2 separate regions of the Homo sapiens genome follow, and region 1 is linked to region 2. The links are chromatin loops, found by intact Hi-C in ENCODE. Cell type or tissue: MCF 10A. All regions are shown on one strand. Each heading gives the region's core, and the rest is flanking DNA. Links, peaks and the distances in the headings are about the cores only.

What was found. Peaks named below come from ENCODE experiments on the same cell type or tissue, not always from the same donor. Only the 100,000 strongest peaks of a DNase experiment are listed, where the experiment ranks them.
Region 1: it touches region 2 in a loop (8-fold over the local background); 2 of 110 quality-filtered maps call a loop at or near these places.

Annotation. Positions count from the first base shown.
Region 1 is chr15:62,069,201-62,074,588 of GRCh38, forward strand. C2CD4A (C2 calcium dependent domain containing 4A) reads left to right here. Exons shown (of 2, transcript NM_207322.3): 2 at 1-1,717. Among named protein-coding and RNA genes, the nearest start is that of C2CD4A, 4.9 kb to the left of the region's middle. In MCF 10A, for the core only: a CTCF peak has its summit at 2,696 (motif pointing left); no DNase peak of the experiment used is centred there.
Region 2 is chr15:63,090,961-63,096,348 of GRCh38, forward strand. No RefSeq gene overlaps it. Among named protein-coding and RNA genes, the nearest start is that of LACTB, 28 kb to the right of the region's middle. RefSeq lists an enhancer at 1-3,182. In MCF 10A, for the core only: a CTCF peak has its summit at 2,810 (motif pointing left); a DNase peak (open chromatin) is centred at 2,801.

The DNA.
Region 1 (5,388 bases), core at 104-5,103, 1.0 Mb before region 2:
TTGGAACGCCAGCCTGATACTCCTAGCTATATCTCACTGGAAAAGCATTGGAGAAAATGAAACCATTTTAATATTCTAAGCTTAAATAATAGTTATAATAGGCTAGGTGTGGCGGCTCACGCCTGTAATCCTGGCACTTTGGGAGGCCGAGGCGGGCAGATGGCTTGAGCCCAGGAATTTGAGACCAGGCTGGGCAACATGGGAAGACCGCGTCTCCATAAAAAATACAAAATTTAGCCGGACGTGGTGGCACGCACCTGTAGTTCCAGCTACTCTGGGGCTGAGGCGCAAGGATCACTTGAGCCTGGGAGGTCAAGGCTGCAGTGAGCCGAGATCGTGCCACTGCACTCCAACCTGGGCAACCGGAGTGAGACCCTGTCTGCAAATAATAATAATAATAATAAATAGTTTTACAAGCGTTAATTTATGTTTTAACCCCCAAAAGGAGGCACTGCTATGCCCATTTTACAGATGAGGATATTGAGGCACAGAATAAAGAGCAGAGCCAGAATTTGAACCTAGACAATCAGCATTTCACTCATTACTCTTATGTAGGTAATACCACAGTGTCTAAAGGGCTCGCTATTAAAGTTGCGAGTATTGTGCAACTTCTCTCTGAAACTGTTGACACTGAAGTTCGTGTCTACTTGTATTCCTCATCCTGCTTTTGGTGAAAAAACAAATTGCTTGAAATGAATAATTTATTATCTCATGCTAATAACTTCAGGCATTGAGATGAGCTGATGGGTCTAAAGCTCTGAGGAGGAAGCTAACCGGCCTCAGAATCATAGAAATGGGTGCCAGCCTTGTTGTAACCAGGTGAGTTTATCTGCTGGAACAGGCAGTGGAGAGTGTACAGATAGCATGGTTTTACCTCTGGCTTCTGATAATAATTCCAGATTTAACAATCCTGTTTTAGAGGACGATTTTCCCTCATCCCTTGAATTCACTGCCAGCAGGGCATTTTTTTCTTTTTTTTATGCAAATAGGAAAATGCATCCTAAATGAGGGTTTAAAAAATTGAAAATATTTAAATATACAGGATGGTGTTAAATATGACTCCATTATCAATCTGGATTCAGAAATGGTTTCTGCTTTATTTTATTTCATTTTATCTTTTAGAAACAAGGCGTCACTCTGTCACCCAGGCTGGAGTGCAGTGGTGTGATCATAGCTCACTGCAGCCTCTACCTCCTGACACAAGCTGTCATCCCGCTTTGGCTTCTCAAAGTGCTAGGATTATAGGCGTGAGCCACCATGCCCGACCAGTTTCTGCTTTTATTAAAATTGTTCACAGTTTTATACATTCATGTTCATTAAAAATGCTATTTAGAAAAGAGTTTGATAAAATAAATATTATACAAAATTCGAAGAAAAAAGAAAAGAGTTTCTGTTTCAGTCACAAATTAGGGTTATTGTGATGTGTATTTATGATGACCATTGAACAAATGTGAAGAATACTGTGAATTCTATGACTTTATCAAAATCAGCCACATCCAGGAGCTTGCAGTTGTTGACCAAATGAATGATGACATAGAGTAGTTCAGATCTATCATGTGCTCTTCTATCTAATCAGTCAATATTTCCTTGGCCCTCAAGCCAACATTCATTTTTTATGTATAACCTTCTTCATGATTTTGAAATTTTGATAGGGTAACTGCTAATGAGTTCACAAATGTAGCACTTTAAAAGGAAAATAAATGGAGAGTGAAAACAACTTGGCTACGTATAATTGTGGGTTTTAATTTTTCTGTTTTTAAAATAAAAAATGGCATTGATAGTTTCAATAGCCCAAGTTTTTATTCCAGAAGATGTTGCAATAACTGTTGTCACTAGATTATATACATGTCATTTTATTAAGTAGATTTTTTTTCGTGAAAGTAAATCAGTGCATTTGAGGGATCTAAATTTTTTATGAAATAGTGGTGGTGATTTCCAAACAGAATCACCATTAATGGCAAGTTATGGTTGATCAAATAACCTGAGTCTAATCAAAAAGGTTTTAAAGGGGCTGAGATAGAATCATAAATGATAAAATCATAAAATTTTAGAGTTGAAAAGAACTTTAATAATCATTTTGTGCCGGGTGCGGTGGCTCATGCCTGTAATCCCAGCACTTTGGGAGGCCGAGGCAGGCCGATCACAAGGTCAAGAGTTTGAGACCAGCCTGACCAACATAGTGAAACCCTGTCTCTACTAAAAATGCAAAAAAATTAGCCGGGTGTGGTGGTGCACACCTGTAATCCCAGCTACTCGGGAGGCTGAAGCAGGAGAATCACTTGAACCCAGGAGGTGGAGGTTGCAGTGAGCCAAGATCGCGCCACTGCACCCCAGCCTGGACAACAAAGCGAAACTGTCTCAATAAATAAATAAACAAATAAATAAGTAAATATTTAAAAATAATCATTTTGTGCAAATCTATATCATAGAAGTGGACCAGAGAAGCAAATTTTAGATTGCCCCAAATCACACAGTCAGTAAAAAGAGCTGAGACTAGAACCAATTTGATTTTCATTTTGCTCTTCAATCTAATGGCTCTTTGACTACTAATTCCAGGAAAAGAGAAACACTGTACATCACTAATCTAATCTAATGTTTTTGCATTCAAGAAATCTTACTTGCAATACAAATGTTTGGGATAACATTAGCCTTTCTGGGGCAAATTTAAATTTCATTTACACTTTACTGCCCTCTAGTGGATCCCTCAAGTGTTTTGTCAATTGGCTCTACCCCTATTATTAGATATTAGACCATTTCAACTAAAGGTCAATCTAATGCCAGGACCCTATTTTCTTGAAGACCTTTGCTAATATTAGATTGTAGTGAAGATTCACATTGCAAAGTAACTTAATACACCTATCTGAGAGCACAAGGTGGCAAAAATATTTTAGATTTAAATAAAGAGGGGAAAACTTTTTCCTTTAATAATGAAGTTGGGAGTGTGTGGCAATAGCATGTTGGTTACAGAAAACTGCTTTTAATAGTTCTCATGTTTCTTCTCATCAAGCTTTAGTACTCACATCTTCTCCATAAATGATATGGCATGATCTTGCTTCTTTGTGGTTTAAATATCTTTTCTTTGAACATATTCAAAGAAAAGCCCTACACAATAAACAGAATATGCCGGTTTAAATAGCATCAGTTGAGTAAAAATTTTAACACTGCATTGTCAGCTGGTTTTACAAAGATAATGTATTCTAACCTAAAATGCTAGCTTCAGTATGGCTCAAATATTCCCAGATGATAATTTCTTTGAATCTGATTTTCTTTTATACACACCTCAACAATTCACATTCTCCCCATATCCATCCCCAGCACTTAGTTTAACCATGGCATTTAAGAAACTGTTCTGCCTCCAGGCTTTTGAGTTCACAGAAAAAACAGATGCACGACAGCCCATGGTGTTTTGAAACCCAAGTTTTACTATTCTGTACATTCACGTAGCAAAATCCCATCAAATTAATGTCATAGACATTATAAGCCCATAATAAAATTCTTAGCTAAGAATTCTCCATAGCCCTACTGATTCTGCCTTCTATTACTGTAGATTAGTTCAATCTGTAGAATTTTATATACATGGAAAAATTAAGTATATATTCTTTTTGGGGGAATCTGGCTCCTTTCACTCAGCATTATTGAGATATATCCATGTTGTTGCCTATATCAATAGTTCATTCTTTATATTGCTGACTGGATGACTATCAAATGTCTAAACCCCAATTATTTTATCCCTTTATCTGTAACTGTTTTCCTTGCACTCATTATTTGTTTCTTTTTTCCCTTCTCCTCTTTTTCTGATTTCTCTGGTTTTAATTGAACATTTCATAGGATTTTACTTTATCCTCTTTCTTAGCATATCAATCATAGTTCTTTTTAAAATTTCTTTAGTGTTTGCCCTAGTGTTTGCATTATGCATTTGCAAGTAATCTAAATCCCTTTCAACTAACACTATACCAAGCTTGTCCAATCTGCAGTCCGTGGACGGCATGCGGCCCAGGATGGCTTTGAATACGGCCCAACACAAATTTGTAAACTTTCTTAAAACATTATACGATTTTTTTTTTGCTTTTTTTTTTTAGCTCATCAGCTATTGTTAGTATATTTTTTGTGGGGCCCAAGACATTCTTCTTCTAATGTGGCCCATGTCAAAAGATTGGGTACCCCTGCACTATATACTGCTTCATGGGCAGGTAGCTATATTATAATAGGGTATTCCCAATTCCTCCCTCCCTTCCCTTAACACATTGTAATTTATTTAATTTATCTGTTCTTTGGTGTCTGTCATTCATTTGGAAAAACTTTCATCCATTTTTACTTCATTTGCTTCATTCTCTCTTTCTTTTCCTCTCAATCACTCATATGTTACATCTTTTGGAATCATCACACAGTCTTGGATATTCTGCTCTTTTTTTTTCTCTTTGCATTGCAGTTTGGGAAATTTCTATGGACATGTCTCCAAGTTCATTGGTTATTTCCTTGGCCATGTCCAATCTATTAATGAAGCCATTTTAAATTTTCAACATTTCCTTTTGATTCATTTTTTAGGTTTTCCTGTCTCTGTTTACATTGCCCACATGTTCTTGCATGTTGTCTGCTTTTCCCATTCTAGCCCTCAACGTATTAATTATAGTTATTTTAAATTCCTGGTCGGACAGTTCTAAAACCTGTGTCGTATCTGAGTCTGGTTCTCTTGCTTTGTCTCTTCAGATCGTTTTTATCTTGTCTCCTAGTGTGCCTTATTGAAAGCTGGGCATGAATAATCAGATACTAGGAACTGAGGTAAATAGTGTGAGGCTTTATGTTTATCTGGAGGAGTTATGCTGTGGTTGCTCTTTGCTATAGCTGTAAGTATCTGCGGCCAGTTTCCCTTAATGTCCATGTTTTTATCTCCTCTGCTGTCTTGAGTATCCCTAAGAGCACCTTCTTACATAAAGCATCTGCCTTGAAACTCTTTCAGCTGTTATCCACTGATGTCCTGACCCCTGTTGATATGGTGGTAAATGTTGGGAAAGGAAAGCAGTCTATAACTCTATGATTAAATCTCAGTCTACTAGTGGACCATTGTCCTTGGGTTGAGACCTTCACAAATGTTTCTTAGCCTTTTTTCTCCAGGTGAGATGGGAAGGCTAGCAGGGCTCAAGTTGAGGAATTGCCCCTCTCCTAAGCTCATAAGACTCTGGTAAGGTCCTTTTCTCAAGAAGAGTAGATTTTTGTTATGGAAAAATGCTTTGAGAGTATTTCAAAATGATTACTGCTAAGTTTTCTCTTAGCTCTTCACCATGAGAACCTGGTGGGGCTTCTGGGAATAACCCATGAAAGTGCGCCACCTACAACACCCTTCCCCCAACCCCAAGACTGTGGATCGCAGGAGTATCTCATGCTCACATT
Region 2 (5,388 bases), core at 122-5,121:
TGTGTGCCCTCCCTGCCCGGCCCTCCCCAGCCAGGTTTCTTTGGCTGTGAGGCAGCAAAGGTGCCCAGCAGACACCCCTTCTGCCCTCTCTCAGGCTGCGTTCAGAGCTGGGAGCAGAGAGGCCAGACGGAGGAGGATGCCACCCAGCCTGGCCGCACAGGGCCCAAGGTGACTGGGAGGACCCCGGCTTCCCTCTCACCCCACCCCAGGGGCTCCGGGCAAATGACCTCAGCCTGAAGCAGCCAGTGAGGAGGCGTTTGTAGGGCCACTGGGGTTTGCCAGCTCCTCACTGGCAGATGACCTGGGGGAAGCAGTTTAATAGGTGTGTGTGCCCTTCTATCATGCGTGTCAGTGACCAGAAAGGCAGAGACCAAAGAGCAAAGGTGAGTAGTGACCCTCTACCAGCGAGCAGGCATGGCCCTCCTTCCCTGAGACCCGTCCCCAGCCTTCCTACTCCCTCCATGACAGAGCACACACATGGCCACTGTGGTTTTCATAATAATGAACTCATAAAGAACTAAAATTCACCTAGCACTTTCCGGCTCCCAGAGAGCATTTCCATTTTATTTGATAGTGACAGTGATGCTGGGAACAAAGCAGGACAGACATCAGCACTGTCCCCATGTAATCAGTGACAACACGGTTCCAGGGTGCACTGGCTTGGCCAGTGTTCCGTGGCTAAGATGTGGACAAGCCCAGTGACATTCAAACCTGGGTCTTCTGACTCCAAGACCCATAGTGAGCGGGCTTCAACCCTAAGAACCAACAGGGAAGCACCAGCTCTCACTGAGGAGCCAACCAGGCAATGAGTGTGGATTTGGAGTTGGGATGCACACATGGTGAGTAGCCGTGACCCTAGAATCAGAATATCTGTCTCAAGAAGCTTTTGGGGCTCTTAAAATGCTGACATCATGTAAAGTCATTGACCTTCGGGGGGAAAGATCATTTTATTTATGGCAAGATTCAATGCACTCATTCATTCATGTGTTAATTAATTCAACAAGCACATACATTGAGCACTACTCCATGTTAATAGATGCGAGCCAATTTGCCAAAAAATCAGTGCACCCAAAGACCCAATCTGCTGAATCATTAATTCACTCAATTTAATCCATTTGTCAAATGATTAGTTCACTGATTTTTCCAAATTTACTTGTTGTAGTTGTAACAGCTTGAACAGTAATGTTTTAACAGTGAAAATGTTGGCCAAACAAAAATCTGTAGAAATTCATGTTTTGCAAGTGAAACCCTACCTTCTGGGCAGAATTCCAGCCTTGAACTATATGATAAGATTGTCTTAGGTACCTCTGGTTTCTTTACATGCTTTTGAATGTAAGTGTATATTTTCAAACTTGAAACACTTGAAATATTTTTTCATCAGTTTCTCAAAAGACATTTAATCCTTAACTTGATTGAGGAAGTGTGGAGAAGTAGCTACACAGAAGAACCTGGCCCTGGAGGCAGCCCTGCCTGGTGTGTGAGCCCAGCTCTGCCCCTGTCTTAGCTTTGGCACCTTGGTCGAGTGACTTACACATATGTGATGGGAGCTCGGCCATATCACTTACAAATACTAGGGGAAAAAAACACATCATAGTAATAACAAGGTTATTTCTAGGTGGTGGATTGTAAGTAAATTTACTTGCCTTTTTAAATACTTTGTATTTATTTATTTATTTTGAGATGGAGTCTCGCTTTGTCGCCAGGCTGGAGTGCAGTGGCGCGATCTCAGCTCGCTGCAACCTCCACCTCGCGGGTTCAAGCGATTTTCCTGCCTCAGCCTCCCGAGTAGCTGGGATTACAGGCATGCGCCACCACACCTGGCTAATTTTTGTATTTTTAGTAGAGATGGGGTTTCACCATGTTGGCCAGGCTGGTCTCGAACTCCTGACCTCAGGCGATCCGCCTGCCTCGGCCTCCCAAAGTGCTGGGATTACCGGCATGAGCCACCGTGCCTGTCTAAATACTTTTTGATGTTTTAAAACATCCCTTGAATAATTTTAAGTGTTCACTATGGAAGAGGAACCACACCAGATGGCTTCATATATATTGTTTTAAACCATGTATGTTGTTTTAAACTTCATGTATGTTGTCATAAACCCACAAGATAGGTAATATTATCACTCATTTAGAAAGAAACTGAGGCTCCAAAGCATTAAGTAACTTGCACAAATCCCACAACTCTAATGAGCCTGACTTCCAATCTGTCTGACTTCAAAGCTCGTGCTAATTTGTACTTTCTCTGGCTCAACCGGTGTCCGCCTCTATTATATTAAATGGGTGTAATATTTGCATCTTAAAATATGGTGGGAGGATGGAATGAAATGATAGGTATGAAAGTCCACTGCAAACGATAAAGCCTTCAACAAAGAATATTAATAATAGGTAACGTACACATAGTGTGCGCCCAGTACTGGGCTGTTCCAAGGGCTTTGTAGATATCACATTCCCTTAATCATCTCAGTGATCCTGAGAGGCAGATGGCCATTATCCCCATTTTACAGAAAGGATATTGAAGAACAGAGAAGCTAAGTAACACGCCAGAGTCACACCACCACACATTATACCAGTTACCCAGATGGGAGCCTTTCAATTATAAATGACTCCCAAGTCACCTGTTTCCCAATATTCTCCCCAATTCCTTCCCCAGGGATACACTGTACCTTACTAGGTGGCAGGTAGTACACCTGGCTCAGCAGGAGGTCAGAGATGAAAGGTCAGGCATTAGGTTCAGGGCTCCATGGTATTGCATGGACCTTGCTTTCCGGGGACTGCCTGGGACAACCACGCACTCCAAAGACACTGCTGCCACCTGCTGTTCACATATTCTCCACCCAATGGCTTCTCCCCAGCACCTGCATGCGTGAGCCTCTCAACAGCATTACCGTCTTTCCCAGACCCATTCTGCAGCCTGGGTAAAAGAATTTAAACTTTTGCTCAATTTCAAATGCAAGAAGAGTAAACCCTTAGAAACAGAAGAGTTTGAATAAGGGAGCTGAGACACACTCCTGAGCAGTGTGACCTCGGGGCCCTCAGCCTCTTTAAGTCTGTTTCCTCATTTGTAAAATGAAGACACCATAATAATATGTGCTTCATGCAATTGTTTTTAAAATAAGATTTTTTTCCAATCTACAATTTACTTTCCTATCAGAAAAAAATGCTAAATATGTAAAGGGCAAGGCAGGATGGGACACAATTAAACATCCTAAATACCTACAATCATCTCTGTTTACATTATTGTTTTTAACAAATCTTTAACTTTTTTATTAATAAGGCATCTTGATTTATATTTTGCTACTGATTTTGAGCTCATCAAAGTAAATTCTGTCATTCTATTTGCATTTTATTGAGTACCTGAACCAGAAATGTGAAATGGGGAAAGGGTTACCTGATTTTTTTTTTTAATGAAAAAAGATTTCATAATTAAAATGGTCCCTTCCATCTGAGATTCTCAGAATATTCCCAAGATTCTGGTTCACAAGTTTCACATCACTTCTTTCAGGCAAATGGGCAACCTAAAACTGAGAAAATTGAAGTGGGCTTTTGCCACTTAAGTTCCCTTGGGAACTGACACAAATAGCAAAGCTAAGAGGCCTGGCTCCCGCTACACAGCTATAAACATCACACCAGATTCTGTTTGCCTGAAAACTCCTTCTGACTGAGTCTAGATGCCAGTTGTTAGATGATAGTCAATTTGCATGTTGCCAATCTAATATTCCTGGATCCTTAACTTATGTTGCTGGTTTAGAAGTTCAGTAAAACTGAAACTGTATTAGTAAGTTCCAGCAAGAATGTGTAAACTATTTCAGTAGTATCCACTCTGCTGCATACCATAGACCTGGATGTCATGGTTTAAAGGGGCAGATCTAGCTGCTCTCAACCTCTAAAGGGGAGGCTGAGTGCCAAATCACTCTCCTACGTCCTTGGTATGGACAAAAGAGTAAATGAAGATACTATCAGCTACCTGGATTTATCTTTCTGGTGACAAAACTTTTCCCTCTAAAAAAGTAGCCCTTGAAAACTGTCTTTCCTTTGTGGAAATAAAAATAGCATTTTAAAAGAGACAGCATTTGATACCTATTAAATTGGTAAAATTTTATAATAAATTGCTCAATGCTGGAATGTTAGCAATGAGATCAAATATGTTAATGGCATTAAAATTTGTGGGATCCTTTTGGAAAGCAATAGAAATATATTTGCAAGAACTCTAAAGAGTTTTTAAGCTTTGAGCTAATAATTCTATCCTGGAGACTTTGGTTTTCAACAAAGGCAAAAAGCTATATTTAAGAAGCCACTTGTCGTAGCATTATTTTTATTTTTTGAAACAGCGTTTTGCTCGTTGCCCAGGCTGGAGTGCAATGGTGCAATCTCGGCATACTGCAACCTCCACCTCCCAGGTTCAAACAATTCTCCTGCCTCAGCCTCCCAAGTAGCTGGGATTACAGGTGTGTGACACCAGGCCCGGCTAATTTTGTATTTTTAGTAGAGATGGGGTTTCACTATATTGGTCAGGCTGGTCTCCAACTCCTGATCTCAGGTGTTCCGCCCACCTCGGCCTCCCAAAGTGCCGGGATTACAGGTGTGAGCCACCGTGCCTGGCCCGTTTGTTGTAGCATTATTAATAGTAGAAAAAGAAAAACCTGGCGACAACCTATATCTTCACCCAAAAGGAATCATGATTAATTCAGTTGATGGAATATTATTTCACCATTAAAATGATAAACACGGAGGCTAGGTAGAAATGTAGATGCCTATCAAAGTATAATCACAAAAAGAAGAAAAAGGAAATGTGGAGAAATGCATAAGTGAAAAAGGGGCAGAAAACCAAAATGATATGTACATTGTAACTACAGCCCTCTTAAGTGCTTATGGATGCCAACTAGGCTGTAATGGGCAAAAACACAGAGCTGTGTTAAGATGGTAGAATTCTGGATGATTTCTCTTTATTTCCAAATTCCCTTAATGTGTTTACATTATAAAAAGAAAACTGGCCTTTCAGGGTGTAGATATTCTGAGTTAACCTAGTTACTCTACAGAGTACCTCTTTCTCCAATGGGGAGACAGCCATGATCTATTTGGAAAAGCCAGTGATTTCTCATTCTATCGTAGTAAGTTGCAAAATAAATTCATCAAGCACTACAATGATCAAATATGATATACTGCAATTGGAAGAAGCAGGGCAGAAAAATATCCTCTATTAAAGAATCTTGTGCTCCTAAATCTTCAGTATGTTGATCTGGGTTGATCTGTGCTAAGGTGACACTTGTCCAGCCTTGATGGAAGAATTATAAAGTGACTATGAAATATGTCAAGGCCTGTTTCACTACCAACTTGCATTTGACTAGCACTTTATAATTGTATTTATTTATTTATTTAGAGACAGTCTCACTC